Regions from separate parts of the Mus musculus genome. Here region 1 is linked to region 2. The links are chromatin loops, found by intact Hi-C in ENCODE. Cell type or tissue: heart. All regions are shown on one strand. Each heading gives the region's core, and the rest is flanking DNA. Links, peaks and the distances in the headings are about the cores only.

Region 1 (10,988 bases), core at 2,089-7,088, 160 kb after region 2:
TATTCTTTTAAATGTTACTGGGGACCATACTTAGGGATTTATGCATGCTAGGATTTATGGGTGCTTTATCATTGGACCCCTTCAGCCCAAGAAGGATCAAGATTCACTGAAATGTCAAAATTGCTCTATAATATCATTCCACATCGTAGTCACCAAGATACATTTTTGATCGATATTTTTACATATCTTAGTGCCTTACATAACCTCTGAGGAAGCATCATGATATAATAGTCACCAGAAGAAGCTGGTATCTAAATATTGATTTGATGTGAGGGAAATCCCCAAAGTGACCTAGAAAAAGGATATTCTAGAGAGACAGCATGATTACTACAGGAATGTTGAGGCAACACTGTGGTCTGAGGATCAGCAAGGAGGCCAGAATGACAGAAACTGAGTCACAGGAGACTAGGAAATGGTTAAATCAGCAAGGTACCAGGAAACCCAGTTAGACAGTAGGTTAAGGAAGAATACTTCAGGTGAGAGGCCTGGATTCAGGACTCATCATGTACAGATACTTAAACACAGTCAAACTTAATGAGGCCTCCCACATATAGAGTGAGATGGAGAAAGAGATGTAGAGCTGGGATGGAGGTCAGTCAGTGGCACATCCATGTGATGTCATATAAGGAGGTGATGGAAAATCTGCAAGACTGGAGGAGGAGCAGTCAGACTAGTAGAAGAGAAACAGAGGGCAGTCAAGGGGAGAAAGTTTCACGAGATGGATGTCAAATGTTGTCAACAGATTAAGCAGCTGTAGCTCTGGAATTTGAGCAGTAGACTTAGTGATGTGAAGGTCAATAGTGACTAGACAAGAGTTGGCTTTCTTTTGAGCTTTGGCGGTTCTGGGTTGAAACTCAGGGCCTTGCACATGTCAGGCAAGTACTCTACTGAAGCATACCCATAGCCAATACGAATTGTTTTAGTGGGGTTGGTAGATCCCGACTAGTATGAATGAGCTTAAGAGAAAGGGATAGGAAAGATTGGAGAAATGGGTACAGATAATTCTTTTAAGTTTTGTAATTGAGAGAACCAAGGAGTAGGGGCAGAAGCTGGAGGAATTTGTAGGATCAAGAGAAGGCAAATGTTTATGCATGCATGTGTATGTAAGCAATAAAAACAATCACAACACATTAACTCCAAAAGATCCAGAAAACTGATAATGTAGGAAAGAGGGAAGTAGCTGGAGCAATGTCATCAAGTTAGTGAGAGGGACAGGATATATAGCATAAATAATGGGTATGGTAGGCTGAACTAAATAAAATCTTGGCTCTAACAGTAAAAACTTTTGTGACTTATGGCAAAATTCTGAACATCTCTGAGGATGTATTCTTCCTTATGAAGCAAGAATTTCCTGGAATTATGGCACAATGCTTTAATGAAACAATACTACTTTCTGATGTCTTAAGATTTGATTTTCCTTAATCCAGAAAAATGGGATACAAAACCAACTTCTACATGTGTCTCTCCTCTAAAACTGTAAATCTACACCTACTGAAAACCAGTGAAATCCTACAGAGTATACAGTCATATGCAATGTAAAGATAATGTAAGATGAAATGGTTACTTTAGATGTTCCTTTTCATCTTTGCTGGACAATAGCCTGTTTTAATTTGATTTTGTGCCCAGTCCAATAGCTAAATATCAAACATGTCTTGGACAAGGTGCAAGAGAGCAAACATAATGGACAAAGCTGATGGTAAGGCTGAGGAACAAGTAATGGTGAAAAGGTCCATGTTGTAGAATTCTTTAAGGGCAGTGTGGATGGTGACCTGGGAGCAACGGTACCTTAAGCCATGGGTGATTCAGTGCTTCATAAACAGTGATCCTTTCAGCAGGATCCAGCATCAGCATGCGGCGTACTAGGTCTTTGGCACTTTCAGAGATATGGCTCCACTGCCTTGGATTCATCTGAGGAGGAAACAAGGAAAGCTACACAGTTATCTTCAAGAAGTCAACACTTACTATTATACTCTTTCGGTGTAACATTCTCAGGGCAAATAACAGAGATTAAAAGACCTGCTTCCCCAGAAACTTAGAATACCCAAGATTTAAGATACAATTTGTGAAACACATGAAGCTCGGGAAGAACGAAGACCAAGGTGTGGATACTTTGCTCCTTCTTGGAATTGGGAGCAAGGCACCCATGGAAGGAGCTACAGAGACAGAGTTTGGAGCTGAGAAGAAAGGATGGACCATGTAGAGGCTGCTATACCTGGAGATCCATCCCATAATAAGCCTCCAAACGCTGACACCATTGCATACACTAGCAAGATTTTGCTGAAAGGACCCTGATATAGCTGTCTCTTGTGAGACTATGCCGGGGCCTAGCAAACACAGAAGTGGATGCTCACAGTCAGCTATTGGATGGATCACAGGGCCCCCAATGGAGGAGCTGGAGGAAGTACCCAGGGAGCTGGGGGGATCTGCAACCCTATAGGTGGAACAACAATATGAACTAACCAGTGCCCCCCCGGAGATCGTGTCTCTAGCTGCATATGTATCAGAAGATGGCCTAATTGGCCATCATTGGGAAGAGAGGCCTATTGGTATTGCAAACTTTATATGCCTCAGTACTGGGGAATGCCAGGGCCAAGAAGTGGGAGTGGGTGGGTGGGGGAGTGGGTGTGGGAGGGTGTAGGGGAATTTTGGGATAGCATTGGAAATGTAAATGAAATAAATACCCAGTAATATAAAAAAAAGAAAAAAGTACACAAATTTGCAAGAATATTAGAACAAGACTATCAAGAGACACATTGAGAAAACATGTAAAATATACACATTGAATCAAAATCATAACTTCTTAAAGTTACAACAGGTGAAATAAGAGAGCACAGGCAAGCAAAATAACAACAACAACAAATAGGGATTTTGCCTGAGCCTTTGCCAGGTTTGCGACACATCTTTCAAAATAAGTGTAACAACTATAAGAAACATTGATTATGTATTTAACAGTTGTGATATAGCTATGGAAATTATATTATATCTTTGAGGAGTAATTCATATTCTACTTCTTAACCTCAGAGCTAAATAAGTTATTAATGAGGATCATGAGAAAAATGAATTTTAAGTCAATTCAACTTCTCTCACTTTTCATGACTTAGTATATCTGTTAAAGGGCCCGGAGAGATGGCTCAGAGGTTAAGAGCACTTGACTGTTCTTCCAGAGGTCCTGAGTTCAATTCCCAGCAACCACATGGTGGCTCACAACTATCTCTAATGAGATCAGGTGCCCTTTCTGGTGTGGCTGAAGACATTGACAGGGTACTCACATACATAATATAAATACATCTTTATATGTCTTGAAAAAAAAAGACCTGCTTCCCAAGGAAGAAGACATGCAGTGCTTTGTGGTTTTGTTCCTCATTATTTATATCAGCAATTATTGTATTGGTGCTGCTATATTATAATATTTTCAATATTTGAAAGGTCTGCTCATGACGCTGGTTTCTAGTTTTTGATTTTTAGCTAAAAAGGCTAGAATATACTGGTCCACTGAAATAAATTTGAAGTGAAAAAACTTAAAGAAAGTTCCTTTTTGGAGTCAAGGTTTCCTTAAGCCCAGGATAGACTAGAACTCACAGTGTAGTCCAGGTTGACCTTGAACCTCCAGTTGCTTCTACCTTAGCCTCTTAAGTGCTGGGATTACAGGTCTGTACCATCACACCCAGCTAAAGATTTGAAAACCAGTGTCTTCCAACGTTAGGACCAGGTGTTGAGTGTGGTATGCACCAGTTTAATCTTAGCAACTGAGATACTAAGGCAAGGGAATAATGAGTTTGAGGTCAGCCTAGACTGGGGAAAAATTCCTAAAGGGAAGAAAGAAACAGTCACACAAGCTCTAAAACAAAACTGGGGGCAACATTAATTGTGAAGCTATAAAAAAATCATTAATTGGATATTCTGACTGGGGTATTCAATATATAAGAAAAAATATATTATCATCATATCTCTGTAAAATAGCCAATTCCACTTGTACACTACTCAGTGAAGTCCTTTCTTTTAGAGACGAGACAACTAATTCATGTGGTAAAACTGAGTGAAAGTAAACAAAAAGAATTACACGTTTTTCAAGTCTATTGATAATGGATGTGTATCTTTGAGGGAAAAATTGGAAGGCTCCTGGGAAAGAGGACATGTCTAAGGCCAGAAATGAGAAAAACACTCAAGGAAATTGCTCAGAGCTTGGAGCTGGGAAGGGAAGTGGGAACTGAAGGTAGTGGCAAAAGGGGAAGTTGCCTGACTGAATGACCATATGGGAGTTGCCTGGTACCAGGGGCTTCTTATAGTATCCAGCTTTTGTAACTGTTGCTATTGTTTGTCAGTGTTGGAGACAGAACCCTGGTCCAAGTGCTCTGCCAAGGAACTACATCTCTGGCTCAGTGTGCTGACCTTAACCATTTAGAGATCAATGCCACCTCTTAAGAGAAAATGATGGAGAATAAATATAATAATTTAAAGCCAAATGAAATCACAGTACTTGCATCACAGCATAAAGGAATCATTCCAGTTTGGCCAAGGGCTAGCAACAGACACCAAGCTTTGGCTCAGGTGAGGCTTTGAACTTACAGATGGGGAGGGCAAAGCATCTGTATGCTAGGGAGAGCTCTTACAGTTGGACAATGTTCTAGTTTCCTTTTCTTAGAGGCAAAATTACTAAAGCAACCACTTTCAGTTGTTGAATCTCATGCGGTAACTGGCACAAGACTGCTTAAATATTGTCATTCTATTGGAATTGTGGTCAATGGACCTTTAGATGCTCATCTTTGGTACATGTGTTGCAATGTCTGAAATGCATGGTGGTGACTGATTAGCCACTGCCTAGATAGTATGCTTCCTTGTCCCCCAACCCCCAACTTGTCACAAGCTAGAGTTATTCAGGAGGAAAGCTCAGTTGAAAAAATGCCTCCATCTGATTGGCCTGTAGGTAGGTCTGTGGGATTTTCTTGATTAATGATTGATGTGGGAGGGGAGGGCTACATCTGGTAGTCCTGGGTTGTATTAAAAAAATCAGACTGGCAAAGCACAAGCCCATAAGCAACATTCCTCCATGGCCTCTGCTTCATTCCCTGCCTCTAAGTTCCTGTCTTGGCTTTCCCCAATTATGGACTGTAACCTATAAGCCAAATAAACCCTTTCCCTCACAACTTGCTATTGGCCATGGTGTTCACAGCAGTAGAAACCTAACTAAAACACCCTTCTTCCCTGTCCTGGGCCTCATGTGATTTCATTGAGCTTTTCTTACAAATGTCCAAGATCAGGATTTTACTGCTTCTTTTGGTAAGTACCATCATGGTGTTGAAATGATTTTTTTGAGATGTTTTAGAATAGCATAAAAGTGCGTGAAATGCATAACAAGATTGGTAATATATTAAGTATTGAAGCTGAGAGCTTTCCACTATCCTGTGTGTTTGATCATTTCCATGATAAAGAAGCATCAATGCATACTGATAGAATCATATCACACTATATCAAAAAAAAAAAAAAAAGAAAGAAAGAAGAAAGAAGAAAAAGAAAAGAACAGAAAGTCAAGGCCCATGAAGTTCATAGAAGTGGCAGAAGTGGACTCCATGCTTTAAACTGCTGCTGAAGACCTGGGCCTTTTGTAAAGGAAACCATGAAGACAAGCAAGAAGAGAGAAAAGCTAAATAAAATGGGAAATAAATTCTAAGATGCAAGGCTGCAAACCCTTGGTACAGAAATCATGGTATGGCTGCTACCTTATCGCTTCCTAATAATATTGCCATTATTTGCTAAGAATAGGAAATTTTAAAATAACTTAATTTTTAGACAGTACAAGCAGTCGAAATTACTTACCAAGGCATAAAAAATAAGTATTCAATGCTTTAAAAATAGACAAAATCAAATACCAGACGCTGTTGGAACGAAGCACATTGCCTTGGAAACCAGGAAGTAAGCAAATGAACAAACACAAAGGAAGAATTCTATTGTTAGCAAATGCTTATAACTCAAAAAGGCAGGTGGGAGATTTTTATCATGTGGTAAGTACGCCATCAGCTGCTGAGAAGACTGACTAAAGTGCTCAGCTAAAGTTCAGGTCCTGCTGCAGATGAAGTACTGTCTGCTGCTATGCTTAGTAACCTGTGCTTGACTTTGTTGTTTCCTTCCTTATGGTATTTTTGAAACAGAGCCTCACTGTGTAGCTTTGGTTGGTCTGGAGCTTGCTATGTGGCCCAGATTAGCCTTAAACTCATAAAGATTCTCCTGCCTCAGCTTCCCAAGTGCTGTGGTTAAAGGCATGCACCACCATGCCTGGCCCTTCATTTTCAACTGAGTTTCTTCCAATACATTAGCATGTGTAATTTCATTTGATTTGGTAATATTTGACCAGAAAGCCCAGTCTTTGTATTACTGGTAACATTCACAATCTCCCAGGATAGGAGGGGGACCATTGCTTAATAAGCAATACTTTAAAAGTATTACTTTTATTTTCTGGTCAACTGACTCTAAGACAAGTAGAAAAGCATATACTTACAACTTCTGTTTCAGAAAGATACCGTTTGCTCTCATGAGTGGACAGTGCACAAGGTAAACTAAAGTATTTGCCATTTTCACCTCCATGTGCTTATTTATAGTTTAAAAGGATAAGGCTGTAACTCTGAAACTACCTTTCCATATGATGGGCTGGAAAGAGGGCTCAACTGTTAAGAGTGAATACTGGTGCTGCAGAGATCCTGTGCTTAACTGCCAGCTTTCACATGACTTGTCTAACAACTACCTGTAATGTAACTCCAGCGCCAGGGAGATCTGATGTCTCTGGCCTCCACTGGCAACTATTCTCTCTGGTGCCTATACCCACATGCAAACACAAACATAGTTAAAAATAAAATAAATCTTAAAAATTATAACATTACTGACAAATAGAAAAGAAATGTTAGCAGCTTCACAGTTTGGGAGTCTAGTGTTATATAAATTTATATTTGGTCTTACATTATCAGGCATGGCCAAAAATGAAGCAATGATTCAGTTGTATAGAAAGTATGAGCTTCAGTAATAATGGGGGGGGGGTTCCCCAGCATTAAGTGCCACCAGATACACACTATCACAGCTCTAGACCTTACCAGATATATGTATTGATACATAGTTAGAGTAAGATGGGTTGGGACTGTGAATGGACCTTCAGCTTATTTATTTCTGAGAGTCCTTAGGGCTTTTTTGATATAACTCTCCATAATGTCAGTCACAGCATTGATTTTTAATAATGAAAGCAGTAATCTAGTAATTACAAGACAGTGATAATATTTCAGGCTTTTGATGCATAGTAGCTAAGGAATATGAATGTGTAAGTCATATCAAAATGTCCCTAAGATGGGACTGAAGAGGTGGCTTAGCTCTTCCGTAGAACTCGAGTTTGCTTCCTATTATCCGTGTTGGGTGGGATCACTACTGCCTGTACTCTAGCTCCAGGGTCCCCAACATCTCCTGCAGACTCTTGCATTCACATGTACCTACCTACATGCAGACATATACACAAAACTAATAAAAAAAGAATTCTTTAAAGAAAGTACCTGTGAACTGTTATTATGAAACATGTTGTAAAGCTCACATGTCAGTTCACTCTGCAATATAAAGACTTTTTTGGCTATGATGGTGGAAACTTAAAATTAAGATAAGAAATGACTGAAAAAGTACCTGAGTGAAATTTCCATTTGAGTGTTATGAATTAAGAAAAAAGCTTTAAAAATGAAGGGCTTTAAACTATACAAAAAAGGCCCACAGAAGTCTGCTGCTCATTGAGTTGAGCTCATGGTGACTCAAACTTCCCAAGACCCCACTGTGCTTCACAAGGCTACTGGGTCCTGATGGCAACACAGACCTTTGCTCTGGCGGGGTAGGAATTCAGGCAGTAGTAAGTTAATGAGCAAAGACAGACAACAACTTCAAGACAAGTACCTTTCTCAGGATCATTTAATTTGTATGGAAAATAAAATGGCCATAGTCTATTACCTTATATTTTCCTTTAATAATGCCTTCAAACAATCTTTCCTTGGTTCCGTAGAAAGGCAAACAGCCACTGAGCAGGATGAAAAGGATCACACCACAGCCCCAGACATCCACAGGCTTTCCGTAAGGCTCTCTCTTGACCACTTCTGGGGCCATAAAGTGAGGTGTTCCAACGCGGCCTGTATTTAAAACAGCAACATTATGGAAAACTGATTTTGTGAAATCTGAAAATTAAAAAAAGCAGTATCAGTCTGGATAAAAAATTTACCAATATCAATGTTCTAGTACTTCTTTTCCCTTTCTGAAAGGAATTCATAGAAAGCAAAAATAGTTTATCTGATCACTGGGTCAGAAAAGACTGGGCCTAGAACAGGACTCTGGTCCTCTTTTTTGAATTCTGTATGTTATATAGTAGGTCTTCTATTTCTTGCTCCTTGAAGAATTTTATATGTTCCTATTTAGAGCAGAGGAAGGGGAAGAGTGAGTTGGCCAGTCTGTACCTGTCCTAAGGAGAGGCAGGGGCAGGAAGAGGGCATGCATAAGTGAACAACAGTTTGATGGCAAAAAGATGACTTTTAACTGCCAAGTTCCTAGGTCAATCAGCAATTCTCAGTGGCTACTGGAATGGGAATACTTAGCTTATTCCTAATGTAAACATTTGAAGGGAATGAGAGCATACACTAAAGCAAAATCAGGAACTCCCGCCCACGCAATCCTCTTTGACTCTCATGTTCTTTAAAGCGTTTTCATATTTTCCTCCCTCTCTTACAAAAACCAGTTTTCTAGGAGGAATGTGGTTGGAGCTGCATGTACACTATAACCATCTTTCACTGAGTAGCCTTGAGGTAGTCTTTTCCTCTGTGGAGGAATAAAAGGCTTCAACTGTGCCGGGAAAGGACTTTGGGACAGGCCACTGCCTAACCAACTTGGCAGCTCGTCTACATTCTGCAGGCCCAGCCCTGCCCTTCCTTCCTCTGTTTTTTGACCATCTGCATGACTCTTATGCTCAATCCAAGATTATTTTTACTTTGGAGATTGTAAAATACTTTATCTCACTGTGGTCCTGTGTTTAAAAAGAACCTAAGAGACCGTTTAACCCATCTATAGAGAACATGCTGCCAAGGCCTGTTGATGGTTATCAAATTCAGCAGGGGTGGAGAGGCTAGTTAGCTCCTCAATTTGGATTACAGGTGCGCCTCTACTGCAGGTCACTCTGTGTTCTCTCCCACTTCTTTTTTTTTTTTCTATTTTTTTATTAGATATTTTCTTCATTTACTTTCAAATGCTATCCCAAAAGTCCCTTATACCCTCCCCCGCCCTGCTCCCCTACCCACTCACTCCCACTTCTTGGCCCTGGTGTTCCCCTGTACTGAGGCATATAAAGTTTGCAAGACCAAGGGGCCTCTCTTTACAATGATGGCCGTCTAGGCCATCTTCTGATACATATGCAGCTAGAGACATGAGCTCTGGGGGTACTGGTTTGTTCATATTGTTGTTCCACCTATAGGGTTGCAGACCTCTTCAGCTCCTTGGGTACTTTCTCTAGCTCCTCCATTGGGGGCCCTGTGTTCCATCCAATAGCTGATTGTGAGCATCCACTTCTGTATTTGCCATGCACTGGCATAGCCTCACATGAGACAGCTTAGAATGGGGAACAAAACACCCATGGAAGGAGTTACAGAGACAAAGTTTGGAGCTGAGATGAAAGGATGGACCATCCAGAGACTGCCCCACCCAGGGATCCATCCCATAATTAGCCACCAAACTCAGACACTATTGCATATGCCTGCAAGATTTTGCTGAAAGGACCCTGATAGAGCTGTCTCTCTCACACTTCTGAAAGGAAGAGATTAAGCTCAGGATTCTAGCAGGGAAAATACCTTCACTCAAAATGTACAATGAGAACTCAGCATTGGCTATAAGGACCTGATGAGAGAAAAAATTTTTTTGATTGTCTGATTTTGTTTCTTCAAGCAGCAAAATTGATTTTATAGTATTGGGAACTGAACTTCCCACTTCATTGGCAGCTTCTGTAAGGCAGGGTCCCAGGAAAATAAACATTGTTTTGATGGACAGGGCAGGAGCTACGAGGAGTAAAAAAAAGCAGGGCGAATATCTCAGGGTACCATTTGAAGTACAGCTACCAGAACCCATTTGGTACCTGCTGAAAAGTTCAGATGGTACTTTGACACGCACCTCCTACGACTTCCTACTCAGGCAGAGTGACTCATTGTGGGGGGCCTCCTTGTGAGGAATAATCGAAACCTCCACAGTCAGGCCCAGCCATCCTAAAGAGGCTCTCTCCATCAATGTGGTCTCCATTAATATGAATTGAAGCATGCCCCCACTATGAAGAAATTTATGCTTTTTCTTCAGGAAGATGTGTACTTTGAGTTCAAAAATTTGCTCAGTGGTGACAGATAACAGTGGTGGCTTTTTAATGTCAAGAACATCAGTAGAATGTGAAAGACTTCACTAAACCCCTTGTGTTTGCTACTAATTTTCTTCCTCTCCTCTCCTCTCCCTCTCCCTCTCCCTCTCCCTCTCCCTCTCCCTCTCCCTCTCCCTCTCCCTCCCCTCTCTTAACCACTTGACTTTTATGACTTTGATCACAAAATTCTAAGAACAGGAAACCAATTACCAAACCAAACATGTAACTTTTTGAAATACCTCAGAAAGGTACATAAATATTTAAATGCTAATTTCAATAAAATAATAACCCTTGCCTCAAACTTCAGGGAGGGAGTTATTCTGAGTGGTTATGTTTTTAATACTTTAGGATTTGAATGTTCATACATACAACCACTGTTATCTTCTTCATATGTAGGTTTTTTGTTTTTGTTTTTTTACAATTTCCTCACTAGTTTTTCATAGGCTGTTACACAGCATTTAGCCCTTTTGTGGTGACTTCACTTGTCACTCTGGCTATCAACAAAGGAACAATGCTACAGTCCAGATTCTCTCAGGAGCTTCACAGGTATGTAACGATGAACCTCTGTGGTATCAGATGGCTGCTGTGCATTTTG
Region 2 (10,988 bases), core at 2,782-7,781:
AAAAATTTCCGCTGCCCCATCCCTCCTGCTGAGAAGTACTTCCTCTTTTGCTTGTGCATTTCTGCTGCCCCATTCCTCCTGCTGAGAAGTACTTCCCCTTTTGCTTGTGCATTTAAGCCTTGAGCCTTGCTGAATACAGTGACACCTTGATGCTACTCAGACTGCTTCTGTGTGTTCTTGCACTTGGTATCTGTCTCTCCCTCCCCCCATTTGGTTCTTAGGAGAAGGTCCCCTCGAGACCCTCGAATAACTGGACCTGCTGGACGGGTCACTTATGCACAGGCCCCTGTAACCATGAGAGGAGCAGGATTTCTCTTTCACTTTTGCTGTGGTTATTGGCTCTTGGTCAGTATGACTGACACCCTCTAAACCCAACTCACTAATCTTTCCTATTGCTAGATCTTTCCATAATGGGACTCAACCAACCCCAAAGAGACATCCCTGTGAGCCTAAGTCCTGAACCATACCGGGATGGGTCAATCTTACCACTCAATAGTCTGAACCCTCTGAACCAGTAGGATGGCTTGCTTCACTTGTGTGCCTAGAGGAGACAAGCTGTTCTTTACCTGACTGATGTTTTCTGTTTTGTAAGTGTTTAAAAGACACCCTCCTTGCATGTTCCTCTTTGGTAACCTGTCTACTTTAGGAATTTCCCACTGGCTTTCTTTCTAACATACCTACTGATTGAGTCTGTCTGTCTCCCCTCCCTTCCCCTCCCCCCCTCCCCCCCCTCCTCCTCCTCCTCCTCCTCCTCCTCCTCCTCCTCCTCCTCCTCCTCCTCCTTCTTCTTCTTCTTCTTCTTCTTCTTCTTCTTCTTCTTCTTCCTCTCTCTCTCTCTCTCTCTCTCTCTCTCTCTCTCTCTCTCTCTCTCTCTCTCCAGACTTCCTTTCTCCTTGTCTAGGACAAGCATCCTGGGATCTCAGACCACAGCTATTATAATCTTCCAGCCTCAATCTCTGGAGCACTGGGTTTACTTGTGTGAGCCACTACTCACCTGGTACAGTCATTCTTCTTGATGATGCCACTGTTAGCATCACATTCATGAACCTGATGCTTTTGTTTCTATTTCCTTTACTTACACATTTAAACATTTTTATTTGATTGTGTATGTGTGTGGGTGTACTCTGGAGACCAGAGAACAATGGCAGGAGTTATCTTCTTTCATAATGTAGGTCCAGGAGATAGAACTTACATTACTGGCTACATAAACTAGGACCCAGACATTTGTAGTGAGAATTCTGGTTTCTTTAAAAAACACAGAAATATTGTGAGACCATGTTTTCCAGGTGTGGGATATGGGGCTGCTTCATAGCAGTTGACTATGATTTGCCTCATGCTCTAAGCAAGAGTGAGGTTTTTGCCAGCTGAGGATAGTTTCTGTGAGAGTGTCACATTTGGAATTCTGGGGACTTTTCAGAGGATGTATATATGCTAGAGCCTCAATAGTGTGACTGGGTGGTTGGTGGTTGGATGCTGTTGGGTGTTGTATATTGTGGTTTTTCAAGTGATCATGAACAAAAAAAAATGAGAAGGAATTAGCTATCCTGGTGATGACAAACAAACTTTCCCCAAGGAACTTGTTGACCCCAGTGAGCAGGAAGCAGTCTACTGATAATGGCCCCCTTTCCCTCCTATCCTTTTTTCACTCCTACCTAATGTTGGGGGGTTGAAAGGATGAAATAAGGGTGGAAGAAAAAAGAACCCACAAAGTGGCCAAAAGCCTGGCTACAGACATTGGTAAAAGAAAGATGATTTATTTACAAATTGGCCAAATGGGGAGGTGGAGAAGTCTAAATTCCTCCCGAGTGAGCCTTTGGCCATTTTACAATTTATAAAAAGTCATAGGACAATGCCTAGAACACATGTAAATGTAAATGAGGCATGCTAATCGATTCTTTCCTAAGATAAGGGGACCCTGGTCCCCAGATTGTCTATGTTCCCTGTAACAGAGTTTTTATTTCTTTTATTTGTGTGTGTTGTCTGTGTGTAGTACATGCTTGGTGCACAGAAGTAATGGTCAGAGCAGGATGTTTGATGTTTTTCTCTATTGCTCTCAGCCTTGTTGCTTTGCTTAGGAAAGATCTCTTACTGAACAGGAAACCTGCGGGTTCAGGTAAGTGGGCTGGGCAAGCAGCTCCCAGGATCCACTTGTGTTTCAATGCTGTGGTTACAGTCATGTGCAGCTGTATCTGGGGTTTTTTTTTTTGTTTGTTTTTTTTTAATGTTGGTGCTGAGGGTTTGATCTCAGGGCCTCATGCTTTGCTTTTACCTCTCTCCACAGCCATCTTCTTTGTCCCAATATATCTTTGTTTTTCATTCCACGTTTTAGAAACATAAAATCATTTATATATAATGTATATTTATAACAATGTACATGCATGTATGAATGTGTATAACAGAGAGAGAAGAGAAGAGAAGAGAAGAGAAGAGAAGAGAAGAGAAGAGAAGAGAAGAGAAGGGAGGGGAGGGGAGGGGAGGGTTAAGGAGAGGAGCGGGGAAGGGAAGGGAGGGGAGGGGAGAGGAGCAGGGAGGAGAGGAGAGGAGAGGAGAGGAGAGGAGAGGAGAGGAGAGGAGAGGAGAGAAGAGGAGACAAGAGAAGACAAGAGAAGACAAGAGAAGAAAAGAGAAGAGAAGAGAAGGGAAGAGAGTCACATATAATCCAGGGTGGCTTCAAATACAGTTCTTCTGCTTCAGCCTCTTGTGTGCGGGCTTTTAGTTATGCATTGTTAGTCGTACCACCAATGATATACTCTCTATAATGTTATATATATTTTAATTTTACTTCAAACTATGTTTATAATTGAAATAGAATCATACCACTTTCCTCCCTCTAGCACTTTCCAGCTACCCTTCCCTGATGCCCTCCTATGTCCTCGTATACTCCTAAGTAGATAGCATATTTTATTTATTGTTACATACATATTTGTGTGCATGTGAGTATGAAATATGCACGCGCGTGTGCACACACACACACACACACATATCCAACCTGCTCAGTCCATTTTTGTTGGTGATGTGTGTGTGTGTGTGTGTGTGTGTGTATGTGTGTTCAAGGCTGACCATTCTGCATTAGACAACCAATTAAGGATGCTCATTACTGGGAGAGGCTAGTCATCTTTCCCAAAGCCATTAGTTGCCTGTAGGTAGCTCTTTGCCTAAGGATGGGGCCTGGTGGATTTCCCCTTCCCTGAGAACATGTCTGTGATATTACCTTTGTTCTGGTTTGTTTATGCAGTCATTTGTAGGAGAGACCATTTCACAGCAGACTTCCTTCTCTTCATCGATGCTCCCTGAGTCATAGATGCAGGAGTGGTGGTGTAGGTGTATCCATTGGGCCTGAGCTCCCTAGAATCTATTGCTCCAGTTGTGGTTTTCTGTGGTAGCCTCCATTTGCTGTAAGGAGAGGGTTCTTTCACGAGGAACGGTAGCCACATGTATCCAGGAAAGGCGACTCTCAAACCTAACAGGATTTTAAATTCAAGTCCAGGTGAGGAAAATGTTTTAAAGCTCACCCATTTTTTCAAATAGACGCCTCAGGGGTTTTGTGGGGTGGAAGATCCCATCCCATCTCAGGCCCGACAGACTTCTTTGTCCCTAGATCCATTCCTTTGACAGGTGGAAAGTGGAAGCCTTTGTATCTTTTCTTTGCTGGTCAGCTTCAAGCTCTAGCCTCGTGTATGTCTGTCAAACACTAATTTTCTAAGTGGCAAAAGGTGCCTATCTGAGAGCAGCAGGGAGGCCCAAGCCTCTCCCAGCATTTGTTTTTCTGACAGGTCATCAGCAGAGACTCAGTTGCCTGGTGGCTCAACATTGCACAGACTCAGGTATCTTCGATGGCTTGTCTTCTGAAATCAGATGTTCCGGGATCTTTTGCCTGCCTTGAATACCTGTGATAAGAGAATTCTGAAACTCTCTAAATTAAGTTACAGGCCAGAGAATGGAGGAAGAGATCAGATGAGATTATTTTAACTGACAGCTTCCAGCTAAATCAACAAAGAAAAGGACAAATCTGCTGCACTGCATTGTTGCCCTGTGTGCCGAAGACTACCCATTGAAGGTCACCTCACTTTCAGCTTTCAGAACGGACTTGCCAAAATGCAGCAATTCTGCTATGGACTGACTAACCCTTCACTCCTGGGACTCTGCCCAATTCCTCTTATCCTAGTCCTTCTGATCACAGATCAGAACAATTCCTTTCTTCCCCCTAACATTTTATTCTAAAGCCTCTAGCTCCTTAGGTCCATAACTACTGATTTCAACTGTTGTCTGGCCGTGCTGCTGGTGGCTTAGGAAACCTGTCCCAGGACCTCTTTCACCTCTTAGCATGTGTCAGCGCCATCAACCATTGTTTCAGAGGCCTCTTTGAGACTGGGACATTGATTTGATACTTGGCAGTTCCCTGCTGCATTGAGTTTGGGTCTTTTCCTTGGGCAAGGCAGATGGGCCTACAGCTCTATTTTTGGAGGCCACAGAGAGTGGCGATTTCACATGCAGCTCCTGGAACGTGCATTTTGGAGTATTAGGGCAGCGAGTCTGTTGAGAAGCACAGCAGAAGAAATCCTGGGCCAACCCTTTATGTGCTGTGTCAGACTGGCTTATTATCCACCCTCCTGACTCCAGGGTCAGTCAGGTGAGTAGGTCACTGAAGGACCCTCTCCAGAGGGACTTTTGGCAGGCTGTCCTTTGACCAGGGCAGCTAGCCTTCCAGCGACTTCAGGTGCGTGACTAAGATTTCCGGCTCAGGCGTGCCCCGGGCCTTTCCGGGCCAGGCAGCCGCCCCCGCGCCGCCATGCTGGAGCCTGCTTCCTGGCGGGGACGATAAGATAGGTTGCGGTGGCACTGGTCCAGCGCTGGAGCTTCAGCGCCCTCTGATGGGCAAGCCTGGGAGGGCGGGGCCCATGCTCGGATGCCCCGCCCCACCAGACCTTGGGAGCGGGCGGGGCTGCAGCACGGGTTACCCGCAGTGGCTGTCCAGGTTTCGCAAGGACGTGACCTTGAGAGGGAAAAAGTCCCCTGGTGCGTCACGAGTGGTTGCTAACCCGGGCTAGCGAGCTGAACTAGTTTTCGAAATCCAGAGAGGTGGGAAGGAATAGGGACTTAAACGTTCATACTGGGGACTCGTGGCCAGCTGCCCCTCTACGACCGACCGCCAAGGCACGCTTTGTGCGCAGGACCCGGAATCCGGTACGAGCCTGCATCCCGACTTTGTCTGGGCCTGTCCTTGGGGTGACGTCATTCTGAGAGTCAGCAGAATAAGTAGCGTCCCCTGCTGCAGTCCAGAGCTAAGGCTGTGAATTCAGGTCGATTCCCCCAGCCCTACAAGGAGCCAGGGATTCCAACAAAAGGATGGTTTCAGCTAAGGCAGTTTAGGGGTGCCTCATCCTGATCTCACATAGGCAGTGAGGGTGACTCTTTGGCTTCTTACTGGAATCTCAGGAGAGAAAACAAAAAAAAAAAAAAAACAACAAAAGCAAAACAACAAAAACCAACCATAACCTAGGCGACCAATTCCTTGCTCTGCCTTCAGCATTGTAACCTCAAGTTTTCTGAAGAAGCTTCGTCTGATTAGAACAACTTGGTGTGGAATTTTGTGAAAAGAGGAGAGTCAAAATTGACTTATTTTAGAACCTTTAATAACCATTTACTTTATTTTTTTATATCTGACCCAACATGTGTGTGTGTGTGTGTGTGTGTGTGTGTGTGTGTGTGTACGTGAATGGATGGCTCATGCCCACCAGTGCACTTGTGGAGTGCATGTGGAATCCAAAAGACAACCTTGGGTGCCCTTCCTCAGAAGACATCCAATTGATTTATTTTGAGACTTGTCTGAAGCTTGCTAAGTAGGCTGGCTTGGCTGGCTTGGCTGGCTAGTGATCTGTCTGTTTCTGTTACCATGTTGGGTTGTTTTTTTTTTTTTTTTTAATGTGGTTTCTGGGGATCCAACTCAGATTTACTGAGTAAGCTATCTTCCCAGCCATGACCTAAATTCTTTACAAATTAAAAAAAAAGTGTTTGTATTTGTGTGTGTAGGTGTGTGTGCCACCTTGCATGAGTGGAAATCAAAAACCAACTTACAGGATTCTCTCCCTCCACCATATGGGTCTGGGGGGAATCCAACTCAGGTTATCAGGTTTGGCAGCAAGCACTCTTAATAGCCGAGCCATTTTACAGGCTCCTGGCCCAACGTTCTTGTTCAGAGAAGCCCTCATCAGTATATCACAGAACTTAGCAGACCTTTGACCTCCACCTACCCTAAAACAAAGCACTCTAGATGACACATACCTATGGAGCAGCTTTGTGGCTGTGCAGTTGCCAGGCTACATGATGTTCCTACCAATGTAATTGAAAGTTTATTGACTTACAACTTTACATTCTTCTGTGACTATACAGTTCATGTCATCTCTTCTACTGTGGAATGTGACATTCAAGGTTCCCAGGCCATATGACTCAGAATAAACTATTTTCTTACTTCCTTTATGTCAACACTTGGCATCTTGAGCAACAGGTCTCTTGCAGTTTCTGAGCCCTAGTTTCCTTACATGAGGAATCTAGAGTCTGGGTTAGACTATGAGGCACAGAACTTCAGGGAGTCCATTTGAGACCAGAAAGTGAGAGGAAAAGGCAGGATAAAGGCCAATCTTTATCCTAGTTCTTTTATTCTAGATCCTTCGCTCATTTTCACACAGGCTTCACTTCAGGCAAACAGTTGAACACCTCCACCTAGATAGCAAACATAGGCTAGCCTCTAATATTTGTGGGATCTGGGGTTAGAGTATACAGGGAGGGTCATGTACCACGTGTCTAAACGTTTGGACGTTTTAAATATTTGAAAGTTATAGATCTAACTAACTAACTAACTAACCATCGAATAAAATATGTCCTATCCTCCATCTCTCTGTCTCTGTCTCTGTCTCTGTCTCTGTCTCTGTCTCTGTCTCTGTCTCTCTCTCTCTCTCTCTCTCTGTGTGGTGAGTTAGACACATTTCCTGAAAGTCAGACAGATAGGGATAACGGCCATGACTAGAAAATAAGATGACAGATTTCTAAGATGACCAGCTTCCTCCTCTCAAGATGGCTGCCTTTTTCCTCACTGCCCTGAACTGAGACAAAGGCCTAGCCACCTAAAATAGAGGCCTGGCGGGCTTCTTTCTCTTTCATGAGTAGGACCTGATGAGCTTAAGGCCAGATCAGTCAATGTCTACAGGCTCTTGAGTTCCTGCCCAACAGAAGCTGTTTTTAGGAAGCAAAATGTCTACAACATGTTGGCACATAGCTCAAGATGGCTAGCAAATACACAGTCCCTCATCTCCCCTGGAAGCAGTCATCCGGGTGCTGGCTGGGCAGGAGAAGCAGCAGCGGCCCTGGGAGCCCAATAACAGTGCTTTATCCACCTCACCCCCACCCCATCCCCTGGGGAGCTTCTGTCAATCACCTCCCAAACAAAATAATTCCATCTGTGTCCTTGTCTCCGGATCTACTTCTGTGGGAACAAGAGGCAGAGAACGTCTTATGCTGCAGACCAGGCATCCAGAAATAAAGGCATGAACTGGGGTTGAGACTTCTTGCCCTCCCAGCTCTCTGCCTCTCAACAACAAAACTTTGCTTGGTTTCCTCGGTATCAGGCTAAACGTGCCATGCATTAGCCCTCCATAATGGTCTAGCTTCTATTGGGCATGTGTATGCCTGTGAAGTAAAAGCAAAAGAATGTGGCTTTAGTATCTGAGCTCTAGCCAAAAGCACCCAAGGAGACTCCCTGACCGCCTGAAGCCAAGAATCCCCTTAATAGGTTCAAACTAACCTTTCTTAACGAGAGATACCTTTCTTTCTATAGCTATTGAAAGGACCCATGGTGAGGGCTGTAACTTGCTCCTATGTATTGCGTTGAGAACACAGGCTGGGATTAAAAGGAAGATTAAGGCTTCAAAGGTCAGTCTGAGATACTGAGGAAGACTAGGAGGGCTGATAGCTTGCTGTGAGATAACCAAGCTAGACTGATAAGAGGAAGGACAGTGACCTCTGGTTTCCCTACCCTCCAGTAACACACAAAAGACACAGTCATCCTTCCATTTATTCTTGCTTCTAATGAACAGCCTTAATTGCTAGTAAAGTTGGCTCCTAACAAGAAGCTTCTAGCTGGGAGACCACCCCAGAGCACTGTATAGACAAGGAGTTAAATATGGCACAACTAAGAAAGACTGCATCTATATCTTGGTAACTGATAGAATTAATGCTCTGCCATAATAAAACCTCAAGTTGATCATGCTCACAGGCTCACGGTTAGCTAACTTTCTTATATAGACCAGGACCACTTACGCAGGGAATGGTGCTGCCCAGAGTGGGCTAGGCTCTCCTATATCAGCAATACTCTCTGGGCAAGTGAACCTTCATCAGTGAACAATGCTAGAGCTGTTGACCCATGGGTCTGATGAAGCTGGAAGGTAAGGGGGACAACAAGGGCTGTGGGTGTAACCAGACCCACTTTTATAGCCATATTTCAGCCTCTGGTTTGCTGAAGAGGGGAGGGAAAGGGCACAGAGACTTCACTGGGATATCTGAAGAGAAGGTACAAGTGGACTCAGTGGAGGTCAGGGTTTGGTTGGTTCTTTCAAGCGGTTCTAGGCTCTGTGTTGAGGATAAGAAAGCTAATGCAGACACATAGATAGTAGCAGAAGCAGGTATGGTTTATTCAACTCAACAGTTAAGAGGACTGGAGCTGGGTTCTGGGCACCCATGCCAGGCATCTCACAATCACTTGTAACCCTAGCTCCACGGGATCAGATGCCTCTGGGCTCCTCAGGCATCTGCACTCACACACCCACACCCACACCCACATGTGGACACATCCACCTACTACGCATAACTAAAAATGATGAAAATGTAAGTTGAAAAAGACACTTTCGAGGGGAGAAGCAAGAGCAGGAGAACATTTAGAAGCACAAATGGCCAACGCTGTACCAGGATGAGTCTTTTATGATACATATTGGGGCCTTTGGAGCTTCTTTGTATAATGCTGGCTTTCTTGGCCATGCTCTGTTACACGTGATTCCACTCACAACTTAATGGATCACCTGTCTTTCATCATCATCTTCCTCTCTACCTCCTGCTCCTGTGGCTCCAGGCAGTTCTAGCAGGCCTCTTGGCTAGGAGTGGGGGTGTATGTGGTACGGGGAGCAGGGTGGTTCCAGGGTTGGAGAGTTTGTTTACCAGCAGGTCTTTCTCTAATGCTAATCTTGCATTGTTTCTGTTTGGTTTTCAGACCTCACTGCCAGCTCTACCTTCCTGAGCCACAAGGACCTTTGCAACACTGGTGGTTACAGACTGTGTCTACCACTCCCACTTAACCTACGGATAAGGACTTATGTGGGATGGGGGGGGGATGCTTCATTCACCTATGTTACTTTTACTCACCCCATCCCAGTCATTCCTTCCTGTGGTTGTTTGATTAGGAATAGGGGCCCTCATAGACTCATGTGTTTGAATGCTAGGCCCATAGGGAGTGGTACTATAGGAGGTGTGACCTTGTTGGAGTAGGTGTGGTTTGTCTAAGGAAGGTTGTCTCTGGGGGTGGGCTTTGAGGTCTCCTATGCTCAAGCTATACCCAGTGTGGCACAGTCTTTCCCTGCTGCTTTCGATCATAGAACTCTTGGCTCCTCCAGCACCATGCCTGCCTAGATGCTGCCATGTTCCCACCTTGATGCTAATGGACTGAACCTCTGAACCTGTAAGCCAGCTCCAAGTAAATGTTTGCCTTTATAAGAGTTGCCTTGGTCACGGTGTCTCGTCACAGCAATGAAACCCTAACTAAGACACTTCGTATCAGAGGTTAGACCAGTTCAGTCATATTTTTGCTTTCAAGGTCCAAATGTAAGAAACTGGTAATTCCCCAGGGTATTGTGGCCTTGATGGCTGAATCCACAAACAGAGCCCTTATTATGGGAAGGGAATGTCAAATTTCCTCTCAGCAGAGTGAGAATTTGGCATGTTTTCATGGATGTCTTACAAGGGAACAGCAGCCAACCCTCCACCCCCACTCAGGCCTGGAGGAGCTGCTGGGACCAGGAGCATGTAGGACAGCTGAACTGTGGATCAGTGGTCAGAGAAACATGTCCCTGCTGTCTGTCCAGGAATCAGTCTCGGCAGCCCCTTAGGCAGAGGAATCTCTCAGAGTCTGGGTTGCGAGCAGGCTGCCTGAGTTTCAGCATTCCTAACCAGCTCCCAGTACTGCTACAGCTATCGCCTCTGCTGCATCCACAAACCAAACAGAGCAGCAAGAGCTTACATCCTTGCCTGATGGGATTGTAAGACCTCAGATTCGGAATTTGACACAGGACTTAATGGCCTTAGGCCAAGCATGGCCGCAAGCCTCAACACCAAAGCTTCTTGCCTGCTGGGAAGGGCCTCTGCCACCTTCTGTTTGGGGATCATCCGCCTTTCCAAAGAGATGAAATCAGCAGTTTGCAATTTGGGCAAAACACGGTTATGTTAAACTGCCTGGTCCCCACTACAGCCCTCTAAAGTTACATAATGTGTCCTTGTTACAAAGACCTATAATACCATTTGGTAGCGGGAAGCGGATTGCAGACTGCTTATTGCTGATGGGTGGGGCTAGGGCTGGGGTCAGGGAACTGGGCAGAATGTGGGAAGGGTTTAAAGCAAAAAAGGGGCCTGGCAGATGGAGAGGGCAGGAAGGCTCTGGTAGCCAAGGCTTGGGGATAAAACTGATTGGTTTGTCAGCAAAATCTGTCATTGGCTTTGGCAATTCAAAAGGCAGACACGTTTGCTCATCTCTGCTAATCCTCATCCGATACCGAGGCTTTTCCAGCTACTATCTGAAAGAAAAATAAACAGTCAACCCTGCATGCATGCACAGTCCTTGCTCTTTGCCCCTGTGTGCTCCCTGCTCCAGCCTTTATTTCTTCTTTCACCATTTCTTGGGAGATGGAGGGGCTGGGGGCACTATGGGCAGACCTCCAGGATGGTAAGCAATA

What was found. Peaks named below come from ENCODE experiments on the same cell type or tissue, not always from the same donor. Only the 100,000 strongest peaks of a DNase experiment are listed, where the experiment ranks them.
Region 1: it touches region 2 in a loop (3-fold over the local background); 5 of 42 quality-filtered maps call a loop at or near these places.

The regions. Positions count from the first base shown.
Region 1 is chrX:13,612,685-13,623,672 of GRCm38, forward strand. Cask (calcium/calmodulin-dependent serine protein kinase (MAGUK family)) reads right to left here. Exons shown (of 27, transcript NM_001284503.1): 7 at 7,966-8,141; 8 at 1,786-1,908. It also overlaps a transcript of Gpr34 not described here. Among named protein-coding and RNA genes, the nearest start is that of Gpr34, 15 kb to the right of the region's middle. In heart, for the core only: no CTCF peak of the experiment used is centred there; no DNase peak of the experiment used is centred there.
Region 2 is chrX:13,456,854-13,467,841 of GRCm38, forward strand. It overlaps Nyx (nyctalopin), which reads left to right and starts at 4,237. Exons shown (of 4, transcript NM_173415.5): 1 at 4,237-4,630; 2 at 9,257-10,978. In heart, for the core only: a CTCF peak has its summit at 4,870 (motif pointing left); a DNase peak (open chromatin) is centred at 4,938; H3K4me3 peaks cover 1,028 bases; H3K27ac peaks cover 1,764 bases; H3K27me3 peaks cover 1,484 bases.